Regions from separate parts of the Homo sapiens genome. Here region 1 is linked to region 2. The links are chromatin loops, found by intact Hi-C in ENCODE. Cell type or tissue: spleen. All regions are shown on one strand. Links, peaks and the distances in the headings refer to the core of each region. The heading gives the core; the rest is flanking DNA. Region 1 holds the start of OTOP3 (otopetrin 3). Region 2 overlaps SLC38A12 (solute carrier family 38 member 12).

Region 1 (5,365 bases), core at 213-5,212, 140 kb before region 2:
ATGATTTTCTCCCCTTTCCCACTCCACTCTGTCATCCTTGCCTAAGTTCTGTCTCCTCCCTGTCCCACCACCCCTGCCGTACTCAAGGCACCTGCCTCCCACACCAACCCAGGCCCAGGTAGAAAGTTCTGCGTTTCTCCCATGGTCTCCTGCCTCCTGCCATCCCTCCTGGACACTGCTCTTCTTTCTGCCTCCCCCACCACTCGCCCATCCTCCCCACCCACCTGGAAAGCCTTCCTCTCTGCCTAAGCCTTCTGGTGCTACTTTGCTGGGGCCACTCCCCTCTATTGAGAGGTGTGCCCTGTTTGGTGTGCTGTGGGTGTGGCTGGCTCCCATTAAGTCCTGAAACTCCTCCAGGACAGAGACCGGGTCCTGCTTAACTTGGACCCCCCAAACCTAGTGCAGATGTGACATTCACCCAGTGATTGCCCACTGACTCTGGCATCTTTTGGGAAATTTTCAGCACCAGAGCTGTGGACAGAGACCCTTCCCATTAAACTCTTTCCGGGCTGGCTGGGGAGGAGACTCCCGATGATCTTTATCTTTCCCTCCTAAGCTCCCCCACCCAAATTGAGCAAGGCTGGGGCTCACCGGGATGTCTCCCTGCTCCATATATCCCAACTGTAACTGCTCTACTTCACCTTCCCCAAAACCTGCACCCTCTCCTCCAGCCCCCAAGCAGGGTAGATTAATGATCAAGTGCTCAGATTCCAGCACTTATTACCTCTGTCATCTTAGACTACTGAGACTACTACAGAGAGCTACTTAGACTCTGTGCCTGAGTGTTGTCATCTGCAAAACTGATATACAACTATGGAATAGTAGCTGGTGCATAGTAGATGCTCAATAAAGACTTCCGGAACGAGGCTGGCTGCAGTGGCTCACGCCTGTAATTCCAGCACTTTGGGAGGCTGAGGTGAGCGGATCCCTTGAGCCCAGGAGTTGGAGACCAGCCTGGGGAACATGGCAAAACCCTGTCTCTACAAAAAATACCAAACAATTAGCCAGGTGTAGTGGCATGCACCTGTAGTCCCAGCTACTCGGGAGGCTGATGTGGGAGGATTGCTTCAGCCTGGGAGGCTGAGGCTGCAGTGAGCTGTGATCGCCACAGTGAACTCCAGCCTGAGGGACAGAGTTAGACCCTGTCTCAAAAAAAAAAAAAAAAAAAGGGTGGGGGGGTGATGAATGCCGAATAGGGGCTTTGTCAGAATGACATGATTTAATACATGCACGAAGCACGGGCAGAGAGTAATGCCGGCAATGCCTGGCACCTGGAAAACTCAGTGTTGGCTATCTCTGCATTTCCTTCCAGTTCTTTTGAGGTCCTGGAGAGCTGGGAAGGGTCGGGATTACTGGTGAAATTTCAAGGGTGAATTTTATTCAGACTGGAGGCCTGGAGGGGACACTGGGGGACAAGGTTCCAGGTTCCCTTCCTCTGGGGTCTTTGCCCTGACAGTATCCCCCGTCTCCCACCCTGAAGTCCAGCCCTCCAAAGGCCGCTGGCGTGAGCCTTCAAAGGAGCGAATTTGGTCCCGGGCTGGGCAGGGGGCAGGAGTGGGCATTTAGGGGTCTCGGGCAGAAGGCTGGGGCAAGGGCACCTGGAACTGACAAGCAGTACTCTGCCGCCCCCTGGCACGCCCCTGGGCGCGACGCCAGTCCAAGGGAGGGCCGGGACACTGGACTGGTTTGTGGGTCTCGGCTGGATTGGCGATGAAAGCCGCGGAGCCGTCGGGCCCGGCGCCCGGCCCAGCAGCGCAGGGCCGGCTCCGAGGAGGCTGCTGAGTGCGGGCGCCCTCGGGATTTCCTTCCGAGCCATTTTAGGGACTGCGGGGCCGGGGCAGCCGCTTCCTGCGTGCCCCAGACCGGGCGTCCAGACAGCCCCAACCAACCTCACACCCCAGGCCTCCGCGCTTTCTGCTGTGTGGACCCGGCCGGGAGGAGTCGCGCCCTGAGGCCCTCTGTGCTCCCCGGGTCCACGGAAAGGAGTAGGGGCGCGGAGCGCGGGTTGCGGGGCGGGTGGAGGGGCCGGCCTCAGATTAAAGGGAGTTCACCTCTCCACAGTCACCCCGCTTTCCCGTTCCAATCCCTGCAGCCCCTACTTGTGAACCCCCCTTTTGGGGGGGTGGGTAGTATGTGCCAGTGTCTGGGGTGCGCAAGCTGGGAAAGTTCCGCCGGCGCTCCGGGCTTACCTGAGGCCGGGAGAGGCATCGCCGTGGGCTAACCACCGACTGCGGGCGCTGAGCGGATCGTCCGTCCAGGTGAGACCGATGCCCGCGACGCCCTCCCCCAGCGGGACTGCGCAGCCGCCGCTCGGGCTCCGCGGCCCATCGATTTTTCTGTTGACTTTGGAAATCTCATTAATCCCTCGTTAATTACCCTCCCGGGGGCTCGGACCCAGAGGGTGCAGCCAATTGCGAGGCAGCTGGACAAGCGGGCGGGGCTGAGGGCTGTGCAGGCGCGGGCCTGCAGGGTCTCCAACTCGCAGCCCGCCCTCGGATGGGGTGGAGAGGGGTGCAGTGTTCTTAGGTCCGCAGTAAAGAGCTTGCGGAATTCAGGCCTCGTTTTCCTTTGGTGATCAAGCTGGGAATGGACGCCCTCCCTCCAGGCCTGGAGTCGCTTTTTCCTGTACCCTACCTAGCCCCAGGCCTGGAGGCCGCCTAGCAGGACCCTGTGTTTCCCTTAAGTCAAACCTGAACTTGGTGGGGAGAGTTGGAGCACAGCCCCATTCTGACAGGGGAGGAGGCCTCCTCAGCTCCACCTGCGGCCTCTGAGAACTACTCACCTCCTTCTGCTGACAGGGTCCAGGCACACTTTCCTCAAAGTCCCCTGAGCTCCCAGTGCTGCTGTTCCCATGATCTCCCCCAAATGCCATCTGCTCCATGGGTCCCGCCCAGCCCTCCCTCTCCCAGCCCTTCCCCTCCCTCTGCCTCTGCATGCTCACCACCACCTTTCACTCTTCTAACTGTGGAGCCTCCTTCCCATCTCTCTGCTGTCTTCCCTCCTAAGCATCTCTATACCCTTTGTAGAGTAGAAACCCTAGGGCTTAGGGGAAACTCCTCGGGGACCTCCTGGGGCAGGGGGAAGTCAAGTGGTGAGGATCTGAGACTCCCAACTCCTTTTAAATTAGAACTGCCTTGTTTATATCTTTTTTGTTTGTTTGTTTTTGTTTTTGTTTTAGACAGGCTGGAGTGCAGTGGCATGATCTCGGCTCACTGCAACCTTTGCCTCCTGGGTTCAAGTGATTCTCCTGCCTCAGCCTCCTGAGTAGCTGGGATTACAGGCGCACGCCACCATGCCCGGCTACTTTTTGTATTTTTTAGTAGAAACAGAGTTTCGCCATGTTGGCCAGGCTGGTCTCGAACTCCTGACCTCAAGTGATCTGCCTGCCTCGGCCTCCCAAAGTGCTGGGATTACAAGCGTGAGGCACTGCACACAGCCTATATCTATGTTATAAACTTGTGTTCCTGTAATATTTTATTTGAAGGGAAAAATGTTCTGCTTGAAAACAAAGTTTGAAAATTATTGTTCTTAGCAGAAAGGCTCTGGATTTTTTGCAGGTGTGTGACCTTGGGCAAGTCACTTTACCTCTCTGGGCCTCAGCTTCCTTCTTTGTAAAATGCAGACATTAGACTAGGTCACTGCTTCCTAAACTTTCTTCTGTCATGGGACACACACAAAGAAAATGATTAGGTTGAGTGCTGTGGCTCATGCCTGTAATCCCAGCACTTTGGGAGGCTGAGGGGGGAGGATCACTTGAGCCCAGGAGTTCAAGACCAGACTGGGCAACACAATGAGACCCTCATCTCCACACACACACACACACACACACACACACACACAATTTAGCCAGGCGTGGTGGCAGTAGTAGCTGTAGTTCCAGCTACTCAGGAGGCTGAAGTGGGGGGGTCTCTTGAGTCCAGGAGGTTAAGGTTGCAGTGATCTATCTGCACTCCAGCCTGGGCAAAAAGGTGAGACACTCTCTCAAAAAAAAAAAAAAAAAAAGATTATATGTATATGCCACCTGGAGATAAAGGGAAGAGGAAGATGGCAGTTTGGGAACTCCAGTTACCCACCCTGTAGCTAGTCTGTCATTTGGATTTTGCTCACACACTGCAAAACTTGAGACCTGAAAATCTCCAGGGGCCCTTCCCGCTCTGACTCCCAAGATCCTCTCCTGTGACCACCTCAGACGGGACAACAGAGACAAACAGTGGGGATGGGGGCAAATCACAGGTTTATTGGTTTCCAGCTCCGGGCAGTACACTGGCCAGGCCACAGCAGGGGATTAGAGATGGAACCAGAGCCGGCACCTCCAGATCTTGTTGGGTCCTAGAAATGCTGCCAGGAGAGGTCTCCCTTCCCCAGTCACCTCATGCCCCACGGTCATACTGGGGTGGATGGGCCTGTCCTGACTGTGATTTAAAAATTGAACCTGGAAAAATAACTTTTGTGAAAATTCCACTCTGGGACCAGAAGGAAATGGGCTGTCATATGGCACCAGCTGGGATTCATTCCCAGAGGGTGTCTGAGTGGGCACATGAGCTGAGCCCCCTCTTCCTGCCCCCCATGCCTCTGTTGGAGGCCTCAGGACAGCACGTAGACCTCCAGCAGGCTGGACACAGCGTGCATGCGGTAGAAGATGCCGAAAGGGAGGCAGATGTTGACGATGACCGCCCAGAGGGAGTAGCCGTAGAAATCCACCTCCACTGTGTTGCTGAAATGAGGGCGGGCCCCGAAGGCAGGCATGATCCACAGCTGTGTGGAGAGAGGAGCATTTCAGGAGCTGGCCTGGATGGATGCCTGTGGGTCATTTCTGTGGGTTTTGCTGGGCCGTGGCTAGATGGCGGCCCATCCTTCTAGCTTGGTGGACACGGAGGGCTGGGTGTCAGTGAATGGGCAGCTCTAGCATTTTGGACAGGACCTAGCACACTCTAAGGGGCTCAGGAAGTGAGCCCAACTGAATTCGCCATCCCTAGGCTAGCCCACCTCATGGACACCTGTGATCACCTCTCCCAAAATCTTAGCAGGGCCTCAATGTGGGATTGGGGAGGGGAGAAGAGGTTTCTCTAGAAGAAGAGGTACAAACAGTGAAATCAGCAGCTCTGTCCTGGGGGGTTTTGTGCACAGGGGTGGGGGTGGCAGAATCAGATAGGCTCAAGGCAGGGGTTTGGGGTTCAGACAGAAGGCCACCCCACCCCAGCCCTCCTTGAGCTCTGCCCTCCAGCTCTCCCCTCATCCCCTTCTCCCTTTCCAGGAGTGGGAGGAAGTGGAAGTTGGAATCCTGCTTCCTCTCTGGCTAGGAGCTCAGAAGATTCAGGTGTGGGTAAGAAGCAAAGAACAAAGGTTTCTAGGCTAGCTCCACCCC
Region 2 (5,365 bases), core at 139-5,138:
GTTTGTCCCCTCTCACTCCAGCAGGAGGCTGAACGAGAAGTTGGGAACACAGGGCTCTAGTCCTAATTCCATCAGACTTGTTTCAGGACCCCAGTAAGTCCATGAACGTCTCCAAACCCGTAAGGGTGAGAAGAATTCCACCTGGGCCATCTTCCATAAATGATTCCAGCTAGAAAGGCCAGGTGCAAGGGCTCTGAAAAGAGTGGCAGGGCCCTATGACCTAAGGGTTACTGCTCAGACAACCAGTCTCCACCCTTGCTCAGACTGAGGCTCACGTTTTTGATGTCACTGGTCTCAAGCTGCTGGCTTCTCTGAGAACATAAAGAAAAATGAAGTGACAGTTCCCTTTTAATCCTGGTGGCTCAGAAGAGCCTGCAGGGTACCCAACGGAAAGCCTAGGACATGTTATTCCTGGGCCATGTGAGGTCAGCTCTGTTCCTAGGAGCCTGGGGGGGAAAAGACTAAGAAAACGTGATCCTCAAGGGGACCCAAGAGGCCTCGGCACTCACTTTTTGAATATGGCATGTCCTTCCCTGACATGTCAGAGATAGCCTGACGTCCAAGCTTAGTGGCCTCTGGGGTTGGCCTGTCACTCAGGCCCAGGCTCCAGGTACAGCCTGCACTCCAGCTTGTTTTCTGCTCTGAGGGGACGCATTGTCCCCCGCCCCACTCCCAGCCTTTCCTCCACCTGCCAATGGTCTCTGGCATCAGCTCTGTTTATAAACTGCCATTGGCCCTCCCTGGTCAATAAACTTCATTACTAGACACAAAATAAGGGATCAATGAACTTCCTGAGAAGACATCAATGGCTAGGCCCGCATTTCTGATTATAAGAAATGAGCTGGGACCCTAAGGGAGCCTCCTATAGAGGAGGCAGCCCCACCAAGGGTGAAGATGACAATCTGGCAGTCTGTGAATCAGGAATGGAGCACAGCGGAGGTTTTCAGCTGGGGTGATTTTGCCTCCCAGACCCTGCTGGGAACATGTGACAATGTCTGAGGACAGTTTTGACTGTCATAAGTAGGAGGTGCTACTGGCAACCAGCAGGCAGAGGCTAGGGATGCTGCTCAGCACCCTACCACACACAGAACAGGCCCACAAGGAGGAATTCCCCAGCCCAAACATCAACAGGACTGAGCTTGAGAAACTCCAGGGTAGAGGAGACTCCCTTTAAGTGTGAGGCTGGTCTCAGACAATGTCTTTATTTTCCATTAGATTTGGGCAAATTAAGAGTCTAGTCTGTAGTGGGGGGCAAAAAAGGCAAAACTGCTGTTTGCTAGAATTCTTAAAGAAATCAGGGCAGACTGCACAACATGAAAATGAGAAAGGAGGTTTAAAAGCATGCGTCTTCCTTCCAATGTGCACTTTATTTTAAAGCTTGCATTTGGAAGGGGACTTTGCGTTGCTGCCAGGAGGAAACGCTTATGCTTGCTCAGGCTGGTGAGACGGGAGGGATGGAAATGGAACAAAGGAGAAGCACAGATGCGGGCTGAACCTGACCAGTTGGTTTTGCTGAATTCTGAAATCCCTCTGTGAGGCCGGTCCAGCAGGGAGGGTGAACCAGGCCCTAGGGCGGCCTTTGGCTGATAATCACATCGCCCTGCCTAAATGCTTAACGTCCTAAAAAGCAGTCAAAGAGATTCTAGTTCCTACAGTCCCCCCGGCTCTAAGTTAAGTGCAGCCACATTTAAGACTAGAAAGAACTGGTAGGGCAGCCCACTCGACAAACGGGGCTTTGACAAAGGGGCAGAAAATCTTCGAAGACAGTTGCAAGGGGAAGGATGAACTGAGAATGTGACTGACTCTCAATGAAATGGAAATAAACAGGTCTGGGCATTAAAAACTAAACTCTTTTTTCTGGTTTTCTTTTTTTTTTGAGACAAGGTCCTACTCTGCAGCCCAGACTGGAGGGCAGTGGTGTGATCTCGGCTCACTGCAACCTCCGCCTCCCAGGTTCAAGTGATTCTTGTGCTTCAGCCTCTGGAGTAGCTGGGACCACAGGTGTGCACCACCACGCCCAGCTAATTTTCATATTTTTACTTGAGATGGGGTTTCACCATGTTGGCCAGGCTGGTCTCCAACTCCTGGTCTCAAGTGATCCGCCTGCCTCGGCCTCCCAAAGTGCTGGGATTATAGGCATAAGCCACCATGCCTGGCCATTAAATTCTTTTTTTTTTTTTTGAGACGGAGTCTCGCTCTGTAGCCCAGGCTGGAGTGCAGTGGCGCGATCTTGGCTCACTGCAAGCTCCGCCTCCAGGATTCATGCCATTCTCCTGCCTCAGCCTCCCGAGTAGCTGGGACTACAGGCGCCTGCCACCATGCCCGGCTAATTTTTTGTATTTTTAGTAGAGACAGGGTTTCACCGTGTTAGCCAGGATGGTCTCGATCTCCTCACCTCGTGAGCCGCCTGCCTCGGCCTCCCAAAGTGCTGGGATTACAGGAGTTAGCCACCGTGCCCGGCCCACTAAACTCTTAAATAGCTCATCTTCCAAAAGAACCAGATTTGCCATGGAGATATAAGATGTCGCTGGCACACCCAACAACTCAACCCCAGAGTTGGGTGGCTCCCTTATGGTTGCAGCCAGATCCCAGGAAGGAGCAGGTTCACCAGCACACTTCAGGGCTCCGGTCTCACTCAGCAAGCCTGGGTGTGGGCTCCTAGCGCCCTCTGCCGGCCACTGGGAAGCCACGCCCAGGCGTGCGCATAGCAGATTCTAGCGCTGTCAGAAGGTGTTATTCTAGACAGAATCGGCCAGAAGAGGGCAAGGTCAGAGGCAATCAAGCAGGAGGTGCAAAACCATCAACCGGCCTCCATCAACTTCCTTTGCAGGAAAAGGAAAAAGCTTATTTTGTAGCTGCCTCAGGTTCCTGACCTCCACTGGAGTAGCTGCCTGGGGTTCCTGACCCTCACTGGAGTAGCTGCCTGGGGTTCCTGAACCTCACTGGAGTAGCTGCCTGGGGTTCCTGACCTCCGCTGGAGTAGCTGCCTGGGGTTCCTGACCCTCACTGGAGTAGCTGCCTGGGGTTCCTGACCCTGGCTGGAGTAGCTGCCTGGGGTTCCTGACTTCCGCTAGAGAAGCGGCCTCTTTGTTTTTAATGCCCGCAGACAGGGAGGAATCCAGGAAAACAGGTCAGCAAGGTGGCTTCTCAGGTGCTGAGGGAGCAGCTCTACCACCTGCTCTGCCCCATGGTCTGGCTGTCAGGGTGGAGCCCTCATTACAAGGGTGCAGGCCTGCAGGGAAGCACCAGCTCCCCGTTTCCCCACACCCCACCCCCAAAAGAACTTCTACCTTTATTGAAGAACATGGAGGCCATTTGTCCCATTTCCACCCGGTCTGTGATTTCAAACGGGTTGGGAGATCCACGTCTCTCTGCAGAGCCAAAAGAACAAGGAAGAGGAAGTGGTTCTTCACGTGGAGAGCTTCAGAGGGTGGTGAGGACCTCACTGAATTATCTAAACCATGAAATCCCCAAGTGTCCAAACTCGAGAAAACTTTTCCTAATGTTTCCTGCTTGACATGGTTTAACACAGTCTTTTTTTTTTTTTTTTTTTTAAGGGAATTCAGAGATGCTCCTGCTGGGGTGAAAGGGAGAGCAGGCGTCAGAGCCTAACCCAGCCGACCAGGGAGGAGACAGCAAGGCAGGGGCATGTATGAACATGAGGGCACAAGGCAGGAGGAAGAAGAGATGCCACAGAACGACATCTACTTGAGCTTCCAGGGTGCACCAGGCAAGGAACCAGGCATTTAATCATCTCAGTAACAGGAAGGGGTATGGGGGGAAACTGAGGTGCACAGGTCAAGGAACTTACCAAGCTGCAAATCTGAGTAGTGGCCAAGCCAGCAGGGGCCAGGCCTGTGCCCAGGACTGAAACCCTGTGCTCTTTTGAGTCTACCACAGGGCCTGCCTCAGAACCCAGGGGCAGGAAATGCCAGAATCTGCGGGGAGCCTCTCCAGGGCCCTCTCCATGAAGAAAGGGAACCCTGTGGCCCGGAGGGAAGTGCGGGCCCGCGAGAACCCCAAGACTTACGCACAGACAGGATGGGCCGCTTCTCTGCCCGCTCGTAGTTGTCCCGGATGAGAACATCGCTGTCTGAGGCTGTGGAGGAGTCGTCATCTTCCTCCTCCTGGGAGCCAGTAGGATGGACGAGGAGGAGGGAGGAAAACAAGGGAAAAGAAAGGAGCACATCAAAAAAGTACAGAATGTTAGCCAGGTGTGGTGTCATGTGCCTGTAGTCCTAGCTACCTGGGAGGCTGAGATGGGAGGATCACCTGAGCCCAGGAGATCGAGGCTGCAGTGAGCCGTGATTGCAACACTGCACTCCAGCCTGGGTGACAGAGCGAAGACCCTGTCTCAAAAAAACAAAAAAACAAAAAAACAAAAAAGAAAGAGAGAAAGGAAAAAAAAAGAGCATGGAACTCTACAGAAAAGCCCTAGGACAATGGCAAACCTGCTTCCTTTTTTTTTTTTTTTTTTTTTTGAGACGAAGTTTTGCTCTTGTTGCCTGGGCTGGAGTGCAATGGTGTGATCTCAACTCACTGCAACCTCTGCCTCCCAGGTTCAAGTGATTCTCCTGCCTCAGCCTCCCGAGTAGCTGAGATTACAGGCACTTGCCACCACGGCCGGCTAATTTTGTATTTTTAGTAGAGATGGGGTTTCACCATGTTAGTCAGGCTGGTCTTGAACTCCTGACCTCAGGTGATCCACCCACCTCGGCCTCCCAAAGTGCTGGGATTGCAGGCATGAGCCACTGTGCCCGGCCTCTTTTTTTTTTTTTTTTTTGAAATGCTTGCCACTTCATGTTATCTCAGTCTGTTGCCCAGGATGGAGTGCAGTGGCACAATCTCAGCTCACTGCAACCTTCACCTCCCCGATTCACGCAATTCTTGTGCCTCAGCCTCCTGAGTAGCTGCGATTACAGGCACACATCATCATGCCAGGCTAATTTTTGCATTTTTAGTAGAGATGAGGTTTCACCATGTTGGCCAGGCTGATCTTGAACTCCTGACTTCAAGTGATCTGCCCGCCTTGGCCTCCCAAAGTGCTGGGATTACAGGTGTGAGCCCCCCCACCGGCCCCTGTGTTCTTTCCTTCTGCAGGGTATCTGTATCTTTAGGAAGCTCTCAGCACAGCTATGCTGCCCCATTAGAGGTGGCAGAGACGCACTCGGGAAGAAGTGACAACACAGTTCCTGGGTACAAAGATTTCAAACAGCTGAGCTGGGTGCGGGTGTGGGTAGGAGGGCCTGAGGCTGAGACGGGAAAGTGGCAGAGGCTCCATTTGTGCTTTAAGATTTAGGTGGCTATTAAGCTTCAGCTCTGGGACTGGGGTCCAGGAGCAGTGCCGTGGACAGAGCCCGCCATG

Evidence for each region. A loop is a pair of places that touch in the nucleus more often than their neighbours do. Peaks named below come from ENCODE experiments on the same cell type or tissue, not always from the same donor. Only the 100,000 strongest peaks of a DNase experiment are listed, where the experiment ranks them.
Region 1: a loop joins it to region 2, with 2.5 times the contacts of the local background. A loop is called at or near these places in 1 of 110 quality-filtered maps.

What each region holds. Positions count from the first base shown.
Region 1 is chr17:74,932,765-74,938,129 of GRCh38, reverse strand. It overlaps OTOP2 (otopetrin 2), which reads right to left. Exons shown (of 7, transcript NM_178160.3): 7 at 4,218-4,755. The coding sequence ends at 4,585. It overlaps OTOP3 (otopetrin 3), which reads right to left and starts at 2,232. Exons shown (of 7, transcript NM_001272005.2): 1 at 2,190-2,232. The coding sequence starts at 2,208. In spleen, for the core only: a CTCF peak has its summit at 2,325; no DNase peak of the experiment used is centred there; H3K4me3 peaks cover 990 bases; H3K27me3 peaks cover 4,543 bases.
Region 2 is chr17:74,788,962-74,794,326 of GRCh38, reverse strand. It overlaps SLC38A12 (solute carrier family 38 member 12), which reads right to left. Exons shown (of 10, transcript NM_017728.4): 5 at 4,031-4,127; 6 at 3,291-3,371. Among named protein-coding and RNA genes, the nearest start is that of SLC38A12, 15 kb to the right of the region's middle. In spleen, for the core only: a CTCF peak has its summit at 2,686 (motif pointing left); a DNase peak (open chromatin) is centred at 2,676; H3K27ac peaks cover 299 bases.